Regions from separate parts of the Mus musculus genome. Here all the other regions are linked to region 4. Evidence: chromatin loops called from intact Hi-C (ENCODE). Cell type or tissue: heart. All regions are shown on one strand. Region 1 overlaps Gmds (GDP-mannose 4, 6-dehydratase). Region 2 overlaps Gmds (GDP-mannose 4, 6-dehydratase). Region 3 overlaps Gmds (GDP-mannose 4, 6-dehydratase). Region 4 has its middle 100 kb from the start of Mylk4.

Region 1 (5,000 bases), 450 kb after region 4:
ACCACCTCCCTAAGATGGAGTGTCAAAGCAGAAAAGACTCAATTCAGACAGTCTGATGTTATGTGAGAGGTGTGTTTTAGAATGTGGACTTCTTCCTCTTCCTTTATATGTGAGGCGTTTTGAGATATTTTTCTTCAAAATTGTTTGCTGTTTTAGGAGCTTGGTACTTTGATTAGGAAAAAGGCCAATCTTCATATAGATATAATCTTTAAGCTGTGCAGTGTACGTCAGGATAAAACCAGTATGCCCTTTAGCTGTGTGAGTTATGCATTGTCAGACAGTGCTCTCATTTGTGGTATGGTGATTGTAAAGATCTGCTGTACTTACCACCAATAAAGACCAGTTGTTGGTCTGTGGCCATTCTGTGTCATAAAGACCAGTGTCTAGTATGTAGTCATTGCCAGGTCAATGCCAGCTGTTGGTACAATCTAGGCGATCCATACTTTCCAAAGATGAATGGCACTAACCATCCCTGGGAGCCATCCTCCTCCAAGAACAATTTAGATACTGGAGAATTTGAAATCCAGTGGTGTGGATCACCTATCTTCTTAATAAATAACGAAATAAAAAACCCCACACTTCCATGTTTTAGCACCTAATTTGAATTCAACATTTTGAAGTCAAACCATCTTTACTTTGATATTGTGAAAACTTGAAATTTTGACTGAGGCATGAGCTTTGTATGTTAAATCATCCTCTTCCACTTAAGTACTTAGCTGTCCTGAGCTAGAATAATTAATTACAATTCTGATTAAGTTTATATAAAGGTCACTTGGCTTATTTATTTTCTCAGTTTGCTTTTCTAATTCACATCCTCTTTTCTTCCCCAATCTTGAAAAAGGACCTATTTTCTTTCTGTACAGAAAAAGCTGCTAATCTTAAATTCTTAACTAGATTATGAAGTTTGCACACATTTTGGCTTGTCTTAATGTTTGTATTTCACCTGCCTTAGAAGCAGACAGACTCAGCTTTCATTAGTTCTTAGAATAATACCTGCTGTCATGGATTAAGTATTTGGCAAGTCTTTCTTCCCTTCTACACACATGCCAAAAGTTGGGAGTGAGTGGAAATTAAAACATTTTTTTTTCACCAGAGAAAAACAAAACAAGAAGTAGTGCTTATTGATTGTCTTTGTAGATGTGACAGTAAATTTGTTGCTTATATTTGATTGAACTTGGTGTCCAAGTCTGTTAAGATTGTACAGTATTCTTTATCAAAGCCTTTCAAGTTGTTATATTTAGGGCATTTCTCTGTGTGCTTTTGCCTATTGGAATATGTGATTTTTCTAGAATTCAGTAATCAAGAGAAGGCTGCCCAAATAATAACTATATTTTAATTATCACATAAGTTGCAATTTTAGATCAAAGTAAAATGTTTACTGAATACAGTAGAACACTTATATTGGAGAAATCTGTATATTAGAAGTACCTTTGATTTAATACCAAGTTTCCTATGCATTAATAAAATGTGAAATTGTCCCTTATTTAATAATATTCATTAATAGTATGGATTGGTGTAACTTGCAATTCATTATAAGTTTAATAATGCATTTTAATTTAATGCTTCTTCAGTTTTATGTTTGCCTTCTAAAATGTCAGTGAAGTTTGCAACATTTCTTTCCTAAGGTATTTTCTTATTTACCAACTTTTCTTGAGTTTTGTTTTTTTGGAAAATGGTGTTACATGCTTTTCTTTTGACAAAAACAGCTAACTAGCGGAAGTGTTAATTGTGGGTGTGCTGTGTCTTTAGCAGAAGTCAGTTTCTTGTGTATGCCATATGAAACAGCGATGACATTTCTTCCTGTTTGAAAGAAGGCCTTATGTGCTTATAATTCCCCTTCGCACTTGGAATGTTTGAGTCATGCCAGGGATTAATTTTGGGTTAAAATAGACAGAAAACGATTGAGTTAAAATATAGAAGTGTATTCAGCTGCAAACAAATCTACCCAACATTAGAAGGAACACTTCTAAAATAAGTCAAGGATTAAAACTGCCACCAGTGCAACTGGAACCTGGGCAGTTGGTGACATAAGCTGATGTTAGCGTTGGCAGCACAGAGGGAGAAATCTTGACACAAGGAGGAAGTGGGACCAAGTGTGGAGCAATTTCTCTCATGTGTCAGACACACACAGTAGTCTTTTCTTTAGTATCAGACAGGTATGCCTTGCTGTACAGTGACTTTATCCCTTCACACTGACCAGGGCCATGTCAAGATTTTATTTTTTTACGTTTTTTTTTTAACCTTTGAATCTTTTGTGTCTTAAACTTAGTAATATAAAAATCTCCTTCTTAATCTTTATAGTCTATCTTTCTAACTTTTCCATACAGGTGCACAACAGCAATTGCTCTCTGATTTTATCTATACTTCCAGAAAGTGATATAATTTGACGTAGCACTGAGAACTTGGGGAAACTGTGGAAACTTTATGCTCGCTGTTAAACAGTTTTTAAAAAAGCGGTTTTACAGCTGCAGCCTCAAGTTTGTCTTCATTTTCAAATCAGAGATAGGCTTGCCATCAGTGTGACCGAGTATGCTTAGAAGACAAGTCTGAGCATTTGTAACTGCATGAAGCCTTGTAGTTGTCTAATCACTTACATTTCGATTGACAGTAGAAACCCTGGATCAAGTCAGAAGCAGTGTGCTCCTAGCACACAGGCAGTGGCTGGGCAGAAACTAAACTCTGGAACTCTTTCTCATAATTTACAAATTTCATCTAAAAGTACTACTGTTTATAGTTTTTCTAGAGCTTTTCATTAGCAAATGAACTTCTGAGTTGTTTGTTAATCCTCATTTTATATTTTTAATTTTCTTTTTTTCTTTTTATACTTAAAACTCAGGTCCATGGAATAGTACGGCGATCTAGTTCATTTAATACAGGTCGAATTGAACATTTATATAAGAATCCTCAGGCTCATATTGAAGGAAGTAAGTAATTTTTTTTCTAATTTTTTTCTGTTGCTTCCTATTTTTAAGATAATTTCAAATCTCAGTACTCTCAGCCCATCTGGTCACAGTTATTCACCCAGGAATGACTGCAGCTGAACTGAGCAGTGGAAACCTGCTCTATAGCTGCCCTCAGCTTAGTGCCATCTTGGTTGGTTCTTAGGGTAGCATTGTGTAGACAGCTTTCAGAGAGCAGTGGAAGGCATCACTCTCATCAGCTTTCTTCAGGTCAGGTGTTCCTGCTTCTTCAAGTAATAGCAGTTCTGTATTAAAATAGCACTTTTTTGTTTCTATATTTGGTTCAGTTTGGATCTTTGTACATTGATAATTTTTTTGAAGATTTATTCATATGGCTTATTCTAAGAGTTTTAAAGATTTTTTTTAAAATTAAAATTTAAAAATATTACCTAAAAAAGTTTGTAAAATCTGTTTTGATCACATTCTTTCCCTTCTCCCAGGTCCTCCCCACCTCTCTACCCACATAACTTTATATACATTTAATTTTTAAAATAATTCTTGAAGATACTTTTAAATCTCGATGATAACTCAAATGATACCAACATTGCTTTAGAGATCAATATCAGCATTTAGTGGCTTTCTTACTTTTGTTGCTATTAATTTGTTTGTGCAGAACAGTATCACTTAGCATACTACATTATTTTCTCATTTGATCTCCTTACTCCGGTGGTTAAAGAGAATATTTTGTATATGAGGAAATAGAGACACAGAAATATTGTGACTTAATTATCAGATGCCATGATAAGGACAGCGCTCAGCCTCAGGCACAAGGCTTTTCAATCTATGTGTTGCTTAGTGTTTTTGGCTAGCAAGGGTGATACAGTGAGATTGTTACCCCAAAGTGATTTAGACTTTATGCCTAACAAGAGACAAAGGTTAGGTTACTTTTAGATATTGATATCATCAGGAAGGTGACCCAGATATCCACAGAAAAGGTTTTTCACCTAATGGTTAAGTTACACAGTATATCTTTTTAGAACTTACTATATGCTGAATAAATTTGGAGTTTTTTTTTTTTAGATTTTAATAAAATGGCTTATAAAAAAGATCAGATAATCACTTAGAATTTATAATGTTTCATATATATATTAAATAATTTTGTACACAAACCATTTTCATGGTGAGGATTTTTTTTCATTTTTAGCATTATATTATGAGTACTTCAAAGATTTTGAATCATATCACATGTAATTTCAGATTAGAAATGCTCAATATATAATATATATATATTTTTTGTATAAAATGATGCCACCATTGGATCTAGGTGTAGACCAAGCTAGCAAGCCGGTCACATTTTTAGACTAATGAAGTCAGTGCAAGTTAGCCTCAGCACAGTAGTTTGGCTAGATTGGTTGTACCTTGAACAGTTATGTTACTACCATAGTCGTTTTATAGCCAGCTTAAGGACTTAATCTGTAAGGCACTTAAAAATCACATGATGGTTTATGGGCAAAGTTTCGCCAAAAGGGCTATCCTTTCTATCATGAGTGTGCTGTGTACAATACTCTTTAGGGAGTATTGTACATTATTCCAGGGTCATATTTGTCTGCATCTCACTTTTAAATAGTACATCTTTTAACTACTTACAGCCCTGTGATAATTGTCTAACATCCTCGGGATATTATAATTTTTGAACAAGTGTATTTGAGTTTCCTATTATTATAAATCCACACAGTAACCTTTCTATATTATATGTTTCTTAAAGATAAGTCATATTCTGGTACTCAATGATCAAATACGATGTTTCAGTTTTCATCTTGTTGGAAGGAGTTGGTACACAAGGCAGGATTTTGCTAAGTTGTTCTGGTTAAATACTGAGATTTCAGGGATGGGGAATCACGTCTGGGAACATTTCCAGTTTGTTCTTCATTTTCATACTTGAGTAATATGGGTTTTGTTTTTGTTGTTTCTGATTTTTTTTCTAAATCTTAAAGACATGAAGTTGCACTATGGTGACCTCACTGACAGCACCTGCCTAGTGAAAATCATCAATGAAGTCAAGCCTACAGAGATCTATAATCTTGGAGCCCAGAGCCATGT
Region 2 (5,000 bases), 380 kb after region 4:
TGATGACCCAAATTTAATCCCTGGATTAAGTGGTGAAAGCAGAGAACCTGGCTTCTCCATGCAAGTTATTCATTCTCATTCTCTCTCTCTCTCTCTCTCTCTCTCTCTCACACACACACACACACACACACACACACACAGAGAGAGACAGAGAGAGAGAGAGAGAGAGAGAGAGAGAGAGAGAGAGAGAGAGAGAGAGAGAGAGAGAGAAGATGTATAGAAAACCAAGAGCTTTAAAGATATGAAGAGATTCAGCTTTGTGAATGAGGATACTGGCTTCTCACCAGTGTTTGGATCTTTGTAGGGAAAGCAAACCCGTTATCAAGCCTGAGTTTATTACTTCGCCTTTCTGCCCCTGTTCTTTGTATGTAGTCCCAGATATGAGGTTATAGACAGGGCACGAATGGCTAGGAAGGCTGACTCTGTGCAGCACTTCTCTGATAAATGACACTGTTTTCCTTTGAACCCAGGCCTTCTGATTCTGGTGTGTGTTATCTTCTACCTGTATTTGTGTTGTTTCTGGATCACACCTTGAGGAGAAAGTGCCTTCCATCTTTATAGGTGACAGTACTTGGCTATTCATACTGTCTTTTAGACTTTACAACAGCTCTGCCATTGATCTCCTAATGCTGGCTGTGTCAAGGGGCACCTGCAATTAGGAAATTCGACAAAAATACAGCCTTGCCATCCTGTTTAGAGTGCTTCCAGGAAGTAGGATACTTAGGTTTTCCGTGGGGTAAATGTCAAGTGTCCATCACACATTTGATATGCCTACACCAAAGCCAGAGCTTCTCTAGCAACAGTGTTCCCTTGTGAAGTGGAACAGTGTAGAGCCAAGCAGGTCTTTTACTGGAAATGTCTTCATTTTTATAGACCTGGCCCCTGAAGTGGTCAGGTTTAGCAACTTTGGAGACCACACAGGGAGTAGGGCTGTGAGAACAGCTGGCAACAAAGCCCCCTCCTACCAGCCAAATGGTCTTTCCCTGAAACTGTCTACTTTCCTCAGGAAACGAGTCTTTTAATAGCAGTCTACCCTGCACTGAGGACCTGGGCTAGGGTATGAATAGAGAGGCATCCTTTGAAGCCTTCTTTCCATTCAGCATTTCCACTCAATGAGCTATGTGGTCTTTGAATCTCTGGGATGAGTCAGGAATGTGGCATGCTTTGAGAGGAGCCTGGAGGGAAGCCTTTGGCATCTGTGTCTGGTACACATCCCAGTACATCCAGAGGTGGGAGTAGAGCTTATAATGGTTATGTGAGCTTCCTAATTGCATTTCTTTAATGTGGAGTTTATTGATTCTACACTGAAGAGGAATGAGGGAGTTGTAGGAGGCTAGAGACTGCTATAGACTTCACCTACTTAATAGTTCAAAGGCTTACCTTATCCTTGGCTTTTTAAAAGACTTTTTTGAGCATATATTAATTATATGCACTAGTAGGCTTCATTATGGCATTTTCATAATGTACATAATGTATGTCAATCATATTGACCCATTATCATGTCTCCTTTCCTACTCCTAGTCCATTCCTTTTCCTAGTTATCTATCTTATTTCATGTTGTGTATTTGTTTCTGTGTTGTGTGTATTGTGTGTGTGAGAGGGAGAGGGAGAGGGAGAGGGAGAGAAATTGATTCTTGCTATACTACCTAGACGAGTCTTTAGCTTTTGGACTCAGGTAATCTTCCTGCCTTTGCCTGTCTTAGTAGTTGTGGCTACAGGCAAATGTCCCTGTGCCCCACAATGAAAGATCAGTGCACTATCTACTTTTGTGTTGCTGACAGGACCATGATCGTTTAGAAGTTAAATTAGCCTTTTCCTGAACTTCCTGGAACTAGGCAAGAAGCAAATTCCACAGGAAATCATAAGCTGCTACTTATATTTTTATTAAGAAGATTTTCTAAAACACTTATTGAGTTGGTTTGGATTTATGTTGAGAAAATATAACACAACTTGGAGATGCCTAGAGTGGGTTTTTGGGGAATGTGTTTCCTACTTAGTGGTGCACTTTTAGTGCGTCGGCATGGTGTTGGGGCTTGCGGTGCTCACCCTCACTGACTTTTGGGAACAATCTTCCTTGGGTGGTAGGCACTGAAGGCGTCATGCTGTATGCACAGGACCCAGTGTTTACCGTGTTATAGGAAAACAGGCCACCAGGTGGCTCCAGTATATAGTGTCTGCTGTGTTTAGTCCTCATTAAGTTTTGCTTAAAGTTGCTGTGCTTCAGATAGGGCATTTGATATGATATGAGCCATTGTCGGAGTTTATTTGCATTTCCACATATTCTTAGAATGCTGCAGCAGAATCATCACTACAGCTTTGAGTCATCACTGACTGACATTTACAAGGTTTTGACACAGACACCTCTGTGAGAATAATACAGCAGACTGACTTTTTTTTGGCTGAGATAAATAATAATCTTGGAATGTCCTGACAGTTAACATATTTATGACTTATTTTGACCTTTAATTTCCACATTTGCAGATAAAACAAATAAATAATATTTTTTCCTTTTTCCCTTTACTTCTTTTTGTAGTATTGGGGTTTGCTCCCAGAGCCTCATGCGCATGATATGGGCAAGCACTGTCTCATTGAGCTACATCTCTAGCCCTAGGTGTGCCTTTTCAATGCAAATTATGAGGTGGTTTATACTGTATTATTTCTCTACGTGCCTTCTTTAGAAAATAAAGAAGGTACACTATAGCTAGGAAATTAACATGTCAGTTTTATAGATTTAATATTCTCTCTTAAAAATCAAGTAGTTATTCATGCCATGGAAAGTTTCCATATAGCTTTCCACTTATGTCAGGAGAAAGTCTGAAAATATGTTTTTACTCTGTTTTAGCATATGTATACATTAAAGTTCAAGTATGCTACCCAAGTTCAAGTATACTCCCCTTAGCAGTCCAAGACATCATAGTTTTGGTTTTAATACTTTTTATTTCTTAACTTCAGAATCCCTGGAATTAAATTTTCTTTTGGTAAACTTAAAGCATATTGGAAAGTAACATACCTCAAAAGTTTAATGTCCACTTTCCTGTTTATTTAGGTCACAATTTTTAGGCAGAGTCATTAGGCTTTATCACTTCTGTTACAGAATAGGAAAAGTCTGTTTTCTTTGTATAAAATATAGGTTGGTTTTTTTTTTTTTTTTTTTTTTGCAGAAAGGTCTTTCCTATCAATTTCATATAAGTACATTTATCTTAGAAAAGAAACCAAGGTCTTTACTGATGTTATTAAAAATAATGTTTTCTTTTGCTTTATGGTAAAAGTTGATAATTCCAATGACAGTTTAAGAAGTGACTGTGGCTAACAGCATGATGTTTATTAAATATAGCTACTGTGCTTGGCAGAAATAGTGTTACTGAGTCTGAACGTATTTATATATTCAGTTAACTATGCTAATGTCTCTCTTTTATGCATGGTTAGTCAAGTACTAACTAAGAAACTGAAACAATGGATCTTTGTTAGGGTCTTTATATTTGCCAGGGGAATTAATGTGGTTTTAAAGAACTCCTCTGTTCATACTATATAAAGGAAGCTGTTTGAATTTTCCCCTTTCTTCGTGATTAGGAAAACACAACAACCAAAATATATATTTGTGGTAGCTCTTTTCAAACCTAGGGACCCTGGGTTGGCTTGCATATGGAACCATTTTGCTACAGTGATAAAGGGATTAGGCTGCAGAATGTTGATTAATAAAGAGGAGAATAAAAATCATAGAAAATGGTTTAAGGTACAATTTATTGTTATTATGTTTGTTTATCAGGTTTAAACTACAAGTTTGTGTGTGTTTTATTAAACTGTTCAGAGTGGGGTGTAGCTCAGTTCTTATATAGCATGTGAGAGGTGCTGGGTCTGACCCCACGGGACAGATGTCAACAGTGACAGTGCTGTATTAGGAACTAATTTGGATCTTTAAGAATGATGAGGTTGTTTTCCACAACTTAAAAGTCTCACATATGTGAAGGGTTTTTTTTTTTGCATTTTAATGTCATTTCTTGTATTAAAATTCTTTATAGTTTTTGTTGGTATGTTGCTTCAGAGATTACTGTGAATTTAAAATGTAATATTTGAACTAAAAGAGAATTGAGATGTGCAGTGTATAGAGGGGCCTTGATTGGCAGATCCTCCTCCTCCTCCTCAGTCCAAACTGCTGACAGCACTGATTAGGTCAGGGTTTCCCAGGACATGGGAACCAAGTAACTTGATTTGTATCATGACAAATTAAGAAAGACAGGTGATATTTATAATGGTCCCCCCCTCCCCGAACTTAAACTAAGCTTCCATTCTGGTGTTCAGGGGCCCATTTTGTGGGAATTTGCCAGTTTTCTGGTTAGGGAGTGAAATTTGTAGCGTGTAATAATTTCTTTTCTGAGCTGTGGATTGAACTCAGGGCCTTGTACTCTCTAGGCAAGTGCTCTACCACCGAGCTGAACCCCAAACCCCTAGATAATTTCCTTTAACTGCACATAACTTTTTAAAAAGCCTTTTTAATATTTCTATTAACAACAAAAAGTGAAACAAATTTCTTGGTCTGGAGCACTTGCAATTCATGCACTGAGGGCAGTGTGTTGCCACTGGAACATTTGGTAATGTGCTTGAAGGCTGGTGGCTCTTCTTCTAGCAGTAGTGGTATGTCGGTGGTGTTATAACTTTTCTAAAAAACATACTTTTATGTGTATGAATGCTTTGCCTGAATGGATGTATGTGCACTATGTGCCTTCCTGGTGCCTACAGAGGCTAGAAGAGTGTGTTAGATTCCCTGGAGTTGGAATTACTGATGGGGTAAGCCACCATGTGGGTACTGGGAATTAACCCAAGTTCTTTGCAAGAGAAACACGTGTTCTTAACTGCTGGGTCATTTCTTCAGCCTGTGTCATCATTTTTGAGATGGTCAAATTTGTAATAAAATATTTCTTACCTTTTTCTTTAAAGTCACACACTTTGCAATTCATATTTCATGTCTATATAAAAATCAAGTTAGTGTCTATTCTCAGACA
Region 3 (5,000 bases), 370 kb after region 4:
TTTGAGAGGATGGTAAATTGTCAACATGCAAATGTTCATATGCATTCTATTTAAATCCTGGAGGAAGGCCTTCAACTGCAACTTCCCCAAGCAGAAAATAACTAAAATTAGAGCCACATAAGATGTCAGTAGTTGAGGTATTGCTGTATAATTGAATCCATATGCTTTGAGAAGCCGAGCTTGGGCGGGCAGGCCTTTTCTTTATCACTCAGAAAATGTCACCTCTAGTTGGCTTTTTAATCAATTGAATTACAGAAAATGGCAACACAGGTTCTCAATGAAAACTAAGTAGGCACTATAACATTAACCTCCACATAGCTTCACTATACTTATTTAATAGAATTTGCTACATTATAATTCAAAAGGGATGGGTTAAATTATTCCCATTGTTGAAACATCAGTTAGATTTTAGGTGATTTTACTGGGAAAAGTGACAGGGAAGTTACAGTTTTTGAATGTCTATGTATTAGCGTTTACAGGAGAACTTAACTGTGGTTTAGTTCCCTTTTGGTTACCTAAATGAAGTCATGAACCTGGTAGCCCCCTTTAAAAACATAGAATAAATATTTCCTGGGACTTTAAAATTCTATAGTGGTTTTCTAGACTAATTTTCTTATTCTACAGCATGGATTATTGTGGGATGCTAACATGAAAGCACTTTTCCTTTCCAGTCTGTCATGTCTCTTGGGAGCTTTACAACTTTTCCCATTACAGTTTTGGTGGTGGTGGGTCTCACTAGAGAGGATAGAGTTGTTTATTTGAGAATATATATAATATATATTATTATATTAAATAATATATGTATATTTGAAAAACATACCAGACAGATAATTACTATTGAATTGACCTTGTTTAAAATTAAAATGCAAATTAAAGTACCCAACTGGGGAATCAGTTATTCAAATTATGAGCTTATGGGGGACATTTTATATTAAACCTTAATATGAGGACCCAGGAGAAAGCCACCTATGCCGTATCATGGCGTAATCATGTTGCTTTCTATCTCTCTTTGGAATGATAAAACCTCTCTCGAATATCCTTCAGTGACTTCCTTTCTTATTTCAGTAGTACATACGAGCAACCTGGCCTTTTCTAACACATCCATTTCAGTCACTCCTTGGCGGGAGCTGGGAGCTGGACTGGGGAAGAGTGGTTAGACACAGTGGGGATTTTTTGGACAGCCTCACAGTCACAAACCCTGGCTAAGAGTTTGTGTAGCAATAACTATATTTCTCAAGCATGTTCCCTGTGTCAGGCTGCATTCTAAGTTCCTTGTTAGAGTAAACTTCATTTAATCTTTTCCCTACTGTACTAGGGTAGGTGCAGAAACAGGCGAGTAGAAGTGACTTTGACTAGCTTTGAACCACAGACCTAGGATTCCAACCCTGAGCTTGTTTACATCCCCAAAATGCAGCCCATAGAAAATAGCAAGGATGCTAAATTAGTAGGTAGAAAACTCAGTTATGTGAAACTCCTGTTACTTTATAGTATACAAGAGTGATTGCCTTTCCACTGATTACATGACATACTTGGCTGTAATGCTATGTTTTCTTGTGTTACTGGGTTATTGGGCTTTTGTGTTTTGACTTCATGAGGATGGCTTATGCTGGTAGCGTGGACTGAAGCTCTGAGATCTGTGATCACTTGTTTTCTCTGAAGTCACTTGAAGTGCATTAAATACTGTGATAATTGTGTAAATAATGTGATGTTCAAGGTGGGGGTTTTCCCAGACTTTTTTGTTTGTTTGTTTGTTTTTTTGATTTTTTGAGACAGGGTTTCTCTGTGTAGCCCTGTCTGTCCTGGAACTCACTTTGTAGACCAGGCTGGCCTCGAACTCAGAAATCCGCCTGCCTCTGCCTCCCAAGTGCTGGGATTAAAGGCATGGGCCACCACGCCCGGCTTTTCCCAGACTTTTAGTTTACTGTGTTCTTAAAACAAACAAACAAACAAACAAACAAAAAAACCCACCTATCCTGTTTTTAGAAGTTTTAGTAAATGCATGCTTCATATTTCTAAATTGTTTTTTTCTTTCTTTTATAACAATTGTATTTATTCTTTCTTTCTCCTTAAGTGTGTGTGTGTGCGAACACATGCACATGTGCACATGTATGCAGTATGTATATGTTCTGTGATACCACACAACTTGTGCACAGGCCACAGGACAACCTTCAGGAGCCAGTTCTGCTTCTCTTCTGACTCCATTTGCCATGCCTAATGAAGTTTTTCATAAATTTAATCTTTTAATCATGTGATAATATTGTGTGTGTGAAGTATGTATTAGATACCAAATGCGAATCATGTCTTTTATTCTGTTCCTTAGTACCTGCAACCTTTCAGATTGCTTATGTGTTGACACCAGCAGTTGTGAAACAGATGACTAATGGACAGCTCTCTGCTGTGTAGGACTGCTCCCCCTAGAGGGGGAAGATGTGCAAGCCAGACAGACAGTCAAAAATAGGTGGAAACAAACCGTCATGTCTTGTTCGGTGGCTCTGAGTTTTGATTTCCTTTACTTGTAGCATCTTCTTTCATGTAGCCCCCTGGCTCACTGTGTGGCTACCAGTGTTCCTTTATGGTTACAAAAAGAAAAAAACAGAAGCCTTCCTGTCATATACGTGCTCTAGATGTCTGCTATCATTTAAAATGCAAAGTGAAAATTAAAACAAATATCAAGACTAGAAAATCATACAAGATATGAATATTGAGTTGTATTATTTTTTAAATATTTTCTATAATGAACTGGTAATCAGTTGGTGAAAGAGGAACACTATTAATCGTTTTGGAGATGAAAGTCTAAAATAGTGATCTCGGAGCAATAGCAGTGGCTTCTTCAGTAAGCTTAGGATAAAGGTGAGTAAGATTCCCACTCTTGCCTTGGCTGCTGGCTCAGGTAAGCACTGTTGCTAGCATCCAGCTGCTGGGTCATTAACAGCAGCAGACAGCCTCACCACAATACTTATACCTCCATCTCTCCCTAACTTAGGAAGGGGGATAGTGAGTTTTCTGATGCATGTTTTATAATTTTCTTACTGTAGTCTAGGTTTAAGGATTCAGTGAGACTTAACAACAGTGTGCAGGTTTTACTTAAAGAATTGTAAAGCATGGTCTATAATTAGAGCTTTTGTGTTTCCACATCTTGGAATACTGTTTTCTAGTATGTTTTTCATTTCCCTTTGGGCAGCAGAGCTGTATCAATTTTGTTCCCATAAATTCATGCCAGAATATTTTGATAAATATATAGAGAGCTCCTTCTAAGCATCCAAGGACTAAAAATCCAAGGACTGAAATTCACCATTATCACCTCTGTGTTGTCCTGTAAGGTCATAGGAAAGCTGTATAGACACCATGCATGGTACTCTATGGCTAGAATGGCTGTTAAGTGTGTGCATTGGGAATAGTAGCTTGTATTTAAAGCTTGGCCACTGATTTGGTAATTATTTTTGATTGAGTTATTTAAACTTTCTTTGTGTGTTTTGTCATCTCTGAGATCTGGGCTACTGATAGCTGTTAAGCTAACCCTGTTATTAATTTTTGATGCCCTGGAGACAGAACTGATTTCCTGAAAACGGAGTCCTTAATGATCTGGCGAAGGGAGTGTCTGTCTTTCTTGCCTCACCTCTAGTGCCCAAACATTTTGCATGCCTGGACTAGTCCTGCCTCATAACATAGACAAGCACATATGTATTCAACTTCCTGGTTATTCAGATCCTATTTAATTAATTACTTAAATATTATATTTATGCATAGGTATGTGTGTCTATGTGTCTGTGTGCTGGTTATGAGTGGATGAACATGTATGATACTAGAAAAGGGTGCTGGGCCCCCCAGAGCTAGAGTTATAGGCAGTTTGAGCTACCCAAACTAGGTGCCAGGTCATTTGGGAGAATAGCAAGCATTCCTAACCACTGATCTATCTTTCCAGCCCTTGAAATCCTATTTTTTAAAAAAAATAGTATCCATTTTTTATCTCCCTTGAGGAATTTATTGGTGTAATAACACCCCTGTAGTCCTTAGAAAATTGCCTTTATCTTGTAGTCTTTCCAGAAGAGCCTTCCAATGGGTAGGACTTCTCTTTAGAGGGGAAACAGGTCTGTATGTGGGACTTGGTTTTATTTTATACTATGATGATATATTAAAGGCTCTTGGGGATATATTTATTCCTCCAACAAATATTTATTGGGCATTTGCTAGATGTTAGAAATGGTTCCAGGAATAATGGTGGCAAATCAAGGGATAGTTTAAATGTAAAATAAAATTTGTAAGTTTTAGCTCAGTATTTTATTTTCCTTGTGGCATGGACAACCAGTGAGTTGTTTACTGTTCTGGTTAGCATTACTATTGCTGTGCTGAAACACCATGATCAAAAAAAGGGTTTATTTCCCTTGCAGTTCCATAAATAGTTCATCACCAAAAGCAGTGAGGGCAGGAACTCACCCAGGGCAGGAACCTGGAGGCAGGAGCTGATGCAGAGGCCATGGAGGGGTGCTGCTTACTGGCTTGCTTTATATGGCTTGCTCAGCCTACTTTCTTGTAGAATCCAGGACCACGAGTCCAGGGATGGCACCATCCACTATGGGCTGGGCACTCCCCCACTGATCACTAATTAAGAAAATGCTCTAGCTGGGCATGGTGGCCTATAATCCCAGCACTCGGGAGGCAGAGTCAGGCAGATTTCTGAGTTCAAGGCCAGCCTGGTCTACAAAGTGAGTTCCAGGACAGTCAGGGCTATACAGAGAAACCCTGTCTCGAAAAACCAAAAAAGAAAAAAGAAAATGCTCTGCAGGCTTGCATACAGTCAGAAATTATGGAGGCATTTTCTTAATTGAGGCTTTTTTTCCCTCTCAGCTGAGGTGACTTCAGCTTATGTCAAGTTGTCCATCACACTTACTGTTTATCTTTTCTTCACTGTAAGCACAATTACTATATTATTACTTTTATCATATCATCATCAATCATTATTATTTGGAGATCTGATCATACGTGGTTAAAAGATGACATTT
Region 4 (5,000 bases):
AGCTGGCTTTCAGGAGATCATGACTAACTGCGCCCACTACGACGCATTGCGTTCTGTTCCGAGGCACCGAGACGAGACACTGCCATTTTGTAAAGCTCCTAGGAAGAGTGTCACATCAGTCAGAAGCAGGCAGCCAAGCCACCTCAAGGTGGATGTGATCAAGAAACAGAAAATCCCAAGTTTGATCAAGGGCAGGAGAATACAGAGTTCTCTGCTTTGTCAAATTTTGATGTGAGAAACAGCCTGGCAGTTCTACTAAACAGATACAGAATTGGATGTAGGGTCTTGAACAGACATCTCTACTTATCCCCATCACAGTGTTATTTACACTAGATTAAGCAGGAGAGCGATCAGTGTCTACTGACAGGTAAATGGACGGGCATCAGTGGGGTATGATTCAGTCTCAAGTAGGAAAGAAATTGTGGTGCTTGCTATCTCGAAGAAGTTGATGACTTAGTGCTACACAAAATACACCAGTCATGAGGGGGCAAGTGCTGTCACCCCACTTCAGAGTGGTCAGATCCACAAGGACAGAATGCAGAACGCTAGATGAACACGTGAGGTTTCCAGGAGCTAGATAGCAGCAGTGGTTGCACATCAGTAGGAATGTTTATCTGACATGGTTCCAGCTGCATATGTAGCGGAGGATGGCCTTGTCATGCATGTATCAATGGGAAGAAAGGTCCTTGGTCCTATGAAGGCTTGATTGATGTCCCAGTATAGGGGAATCGAGGGCAGGGGAGGCGGGAGTGGGTGGGTGGGTGGAGGAGCATCCTCAGAGAAGCAGGGAGAGGGAGGATGGGATAGGGGGTTTCCAGGAGTAGGGGGAACTGGGAAAGGGGATAACATTTGAAATGTAAATAAAGAAAATATCCAATAAAAAAGAAAAAAAAAGAATGCTCATCTGGATGGTGACTGGCTCTAAAACTGGGTGGGCAATTTTATATTAGGTACATTTTGCTACCATTACAAAAACAAGATGCCCGTTAAAGCAGTGGACACTCGTTTCCATGGTAGAGGAGCCACACTCGCCCCCCTCCATTTCACTCTGGGCCATCACTTGCCAGGTCCACAGTGGGGAGAGGCTGAGATTGCAGAGCATAGTGTGGCATTCACACACATTCCTTGTTGTGTTCATTTAGAATTTCTTTCTTTTTCTGGGTTGCATTATTCGTTATTTCATTCCAAACCATCACTTGTCTGGGTCTGGAGAGATGACTCAGTGGTTGAGAGCACTTGCTGCTCTTGCAGAGGATGCTTGCTCAGTCCCCAGCATCCATGTGGTGGCTCCCAGCTGTTTGTAACTCCTGGTTTCCCTGAGTAACAGGCACACATGTGGTACGTAGTTATACGTGTAAACAAAATCCTTATGCCTATAAAACACAAATAATAAATCTTTAAAAATTAACCAAAAATGAAGCATCACTTGTTTTCAAGAGCAACTCTTTTACTGATCGGGCAAATATATCCCACGCAAGAAAATGCCCAACCACAATGAGGCCTTGCTGGCTTTTTGGGTTTTGTTTTGAGATAGACCTCATGTTGTCCAGACTGGCCTTGAACTCTCTGTGTAGCTCTGGGTCCTCAGATTTCCATGTCCAGATTGCTGGTGGGGCAAGCCTTCGCCAATGGCCTTAGCTCTGGTGCTTTGTCACTGATATACAGTATTTTTTTTCTAATTTGCAGAAGTTGGTTCTCACAAAGCTGTTCCTTTGGAAGAAACTACAAGCACTTAAAAAATAAAATAAAACAAAACACTGCCCTTCTTTTCCATGAAAAGCTGGTAGAATGAGAATCAGTAATCTGTTCGTTTATGGAGACAGAGAGTTAAGTATCTAGGATTATACTGCCTGGAGTGAAAAAATAACAAAAGGAATATGCTGCTCTGGACTCCAGTCCTCCACCCAACTCCCAAGCACACAGCAGGTTTTTTCCCACCCTAAACTGGAGGAGTTTACACCGAGCCATTGGAACTTTAAAGGGCCAGCCTGGGAAAAGAGGCTTCATCACACTTACACATTTGCTCACCACTGACGGTTCTCACAGGGGAGAGTAGTGAAGCCCGGTTTCTGGTTCCTGGAGAGCCTAAATTATGAGTTTATAGATGGAGTACACAATGTGAAAACTAGACATAAAAACGTAATAAAATAAAGGAAAGGAAACACATTCTAAAACAATTGAATATTTACATGAGTTTTTTCTTCTTTGAGTCTTTGTAACCTCAGGGCCTCATGGGGAATTCCTTACATTGTTCAATTATGGTTTCTTTGGGATTAGTGGGAAACGTTAGTGAGAGCCCCCCCCCCCCCCCCACGTCCAGCCTGCAACCTATGGCTGTCTTACTCAAGTAGACCACCAGAGGGCAATGTTGTCATTCACTAGCACGCTGCGCCCCACCCCATGGGACTCACAAGCTCTTTCCAGCCTCTAGTGCTTATAATACTTCGTGTTATTATTTTTTTATTTTAAAAGCGCTATTCCTCAGCAGATTCCTCTTCCCCTCCCTGTTCCCAGTTGCTTCAGAGAACCTCGCAGAAGTAAGCACAAGTAAGAGGTACAAACCACTCAAAGGATAGGGTGGTGGACTGACGGGTGTGCTCAAAGGGGTATAGGGAAAAAACATGGAGGCACAAGACCTGACCAGAGCATGGAGTCTTCCTCACCAAGCAGGAAAAATAATTGTGTTCAGTGGGGTGCCTGCACGAACGTATTTTCATAAGAGGAAAGATCAACTTTGAACGTTAACAACCTATGCACTCCCTGGTAGCCAAGGCATTCTGGGCCAGAATCAGCCCTGGCATTCGGTCCAGCCCTGTTTCTGGCTTCAAACTATTGTGTTCTTAAAATTTAAAAACAAGACCAGCGTATTGAAATTTTTCTCTCTACTACAAAATTGTAAGAGGTGGTGGGGAAGGTGACCAGGAATAGTTGACAGCACAATAAAACACTAATGGGTTCCTGCGGTGTTATGTCAGAAAAGACAACTGAGACCCCAGAGAACTAAGATTAGCCAGAGGGTGTAGAACGGGTGTCTGTGTATCCCTCTCCTTCACTGGGGTCTGGGTATGGATGACACCCCGCTGAGGCTCCCCATTCCTTATCTGAAGACAGGAAAGCTGTCCAAGGAGACCTGTCACCAGCTAGCTTGTCAACTTTCTAACAATTGGATTCCGAAGAATGGAAGGTAGGGGCGTGTCAGAGAGAAAAAAAAAAAAAGAACAAAGGACTTTGCCGTGGGCAGAGAGCTCGGCCTTGTGTATGGCTGAGCTGGCGTTTCCGTGGTGGGCCCAGGTTTCGGTTGTGTAACCACCAGCCAACCGTCATCCCTCAACAATGAAGGCCTGGTGAGGGCTAGCTAGCCTATTTTTGTCTCACGAATTTGTGGACTCCATTCAAAAGGTCTGTGGTGCCAAGTCAAAGTGAAGACAGGTTTGACTCACAGCCACCTGGCTCTGGCCTTGGTGGGTGGCATTGGCAGGGAAAGATGGCCCGGAGTGGCATGCGGGGGTATGCACTTGTGACTCAGGTTGGTGCACATTCTAAAACCTGGATGTGTGGCAAGAACATTCTCTGTCCGTTCCCATAGCCTCCCTGACGCCCTCGCAACCCATGTCAGAGCATTGGAAAGTAGGGACAAACTTTCCTGGGGTTTGTCTACCCTGACAGGAGCAAGTGTGTGGAAAGTGAGTCTCTCTGATGACTTGGGGTGTTTAAAAGCAATTTGTTTAAAGCCTTCACCACTTTCTGAGTCTGCTTCTAGATGTCTGGAATATAAATCATTGAGTTTACATTTCAGATAATCAGAGGAGATAAGTACTATTGCACCCATTCTGTAGATGTGGAAACTGAGGTCCTCAATAGTTCTCTGACTCATGCAGGTCACAGCTGATGGGAATAGTTTTGGAATCTGAAGTCAGACTTCAGATTTAGAACCTTGTGTTCCTCCCCTCTTATTTTCATGTTTTCTTCCTATTTAAAAAAAAATACTTCATAGATTTGATAAAATAAAGCAACAACTCAAATGCCATCCTCTGGGGCTATTCAGGGATGAAGAATGACTGTGCTGGTAATCCCAGTGGTTGGGAGACTGGGGTAGAAGATTGGGAGTTCAAAGACAGCTCTGGCCTCAAGATAGATAGATAGATAGATAGATAGATAGATAGATAGATAGATAGATAGATAGATAGATAGATAGATAGATAGAGTGGGTGGGTAGATGGATGGATGGATGGATGGATGGATGGATGGATGGATGGATGGATAGGTAGGTGGGAAGACAGGCAGACAGATGGGAAGAAAGACAGAAAGACACAAATATAAGAAGAAGGAAAAAAAGACTAGGCAAAGTTTCATCAGTTACAATAACAAACAGCGCCACACTCCCAGCCAATCTGAAGTGTCCCTTCTCCTTTCTGAAACGCCAGTAAACAACCCCACAGGCATCTGAGGGCAGAGCTGAGTGATTTTACAATACTTGGCACCTAGAGCCTCAGTGAGCATGGCTTTGTTTTTACTGTTGAGCAAAATCTGTTGTGTTCCGATTGATTTCCTTTTCTGAGTCAGAGCAGAGACTCGCACTATGACTTGGCTGTGGAATATTCATGAGGTCCTAGTGGAAGAGGCTGTGATTTGATTTTAATGCACGTTGACTAATGGCTTAATAATCCTGAAGAGAACTGACAGAGCCCTGATAATAGAAGAAGAATTTGGGTTGCAAGATCTGAAGACATTGATATCCAGGGAGGTCAGAAGATTAAAGATGAGATAGTGACTTCTAGGCATTGCATGTCAGGATGAGAGCTTGCTGCAGAGCAAACGCATCCTGAGGTCTCACTTATATAATAAAGGGGTCCTTGCTGTGATGCACACCTACCCTTCCTGCATTCAGACATAATGGAGGCAGAAGGATCAGAAGTTGAGCATCAACTAGGAATGTAACAAGTTCAAGGCCAATCTAGGCTTTGGGAGACTCTGTCTCCATAAGCCAAAATAAATAAATA

Evidence for each region. Peaks named below come from ENCODE experiments on the same cell type or tissue, not always from the same donor. Only the 100,000 strongest peaks of a DNase experiment are listed, where the experiment ranks them.
Region 1: a loop joins it to region 4, with 4 times the contacts of the local background. A loop is called at or near these places in 7 of 42 quality-filtered maps.
Region 2: it touches region 4 in a loop (3-fold over the local background); 2 of 42 quality-filtered maps call a loop at or near these places.
Region 3: it touches region 4 in a loop (9-fold over the local background); 9 of 42 quality-filtered maps call a loop at or near these places.

The regions. Positions count from the first base shown.
Region 1 is chr13:32,225,139-32,230,138 of GRCm38, reverse strand. It overlaps Gmds (GDP-mannose 4, 6-dehydratase), which reads left to right. Exons shown (of 11, transcript NM_146041.2): 3 at 2,837-2,924; 4 at 4,895-5,000. Among named protein-coding and RNA genes, the nearest start is that of Gm52055, 6.6 kb to the left of the region's middle. In heart, no CTCF peak of the experiment used is centred here; no DNase peak of the experiment used is centred here.
Region 2 is chr13:32,294,812-32,299,811 of GRCm38, reverse strand. The region is part of intron 1 of Gmds (GDP-mannose 4, 6-dehydratase); the gene reads left to right. Among named protein-coding and RNA genes, the nearest start is that of Gmds, 41 kb to the left of the region's middle. In heart, a CTCF peak has its summit at 2,150 (motif pointing right); a DNase peak (open chromatin) is centred at 2,121.
Region 3 is chr13:32,310,266-32,315,265 of GRCm38, reverse strand. All of the region lies in intron 1 of Gmds (GDP-mannose 4, 6-dehydratase), which reads left to right. Among named protein-coding and RNA genes, the nearest start is that of Gmds, 26 kb to the left of the region's middle. In heart, a CTCF peak has its summit at 2,418; no DNase peak of the experiment used is centred here.
Region 4 is chr13:32,678,709-32,683,708 of GRCm38, reverse strand. No RefSeq gene overlaps it. Among named protein-coding and RNA genes, the nearest start is that of Mylk4, 100 kb to the left of the region's middle. In heart, CTCF peaks have their summits at 2,187 and 2,386 (motif pointing right); DNase peaks (open chromatin) are centred at 2,388 and 3,338; H3K4me3 peaks cover 193 bases; H3K27ac peaks cover 384 bases; H3K27me3 peaks cover 125 bases.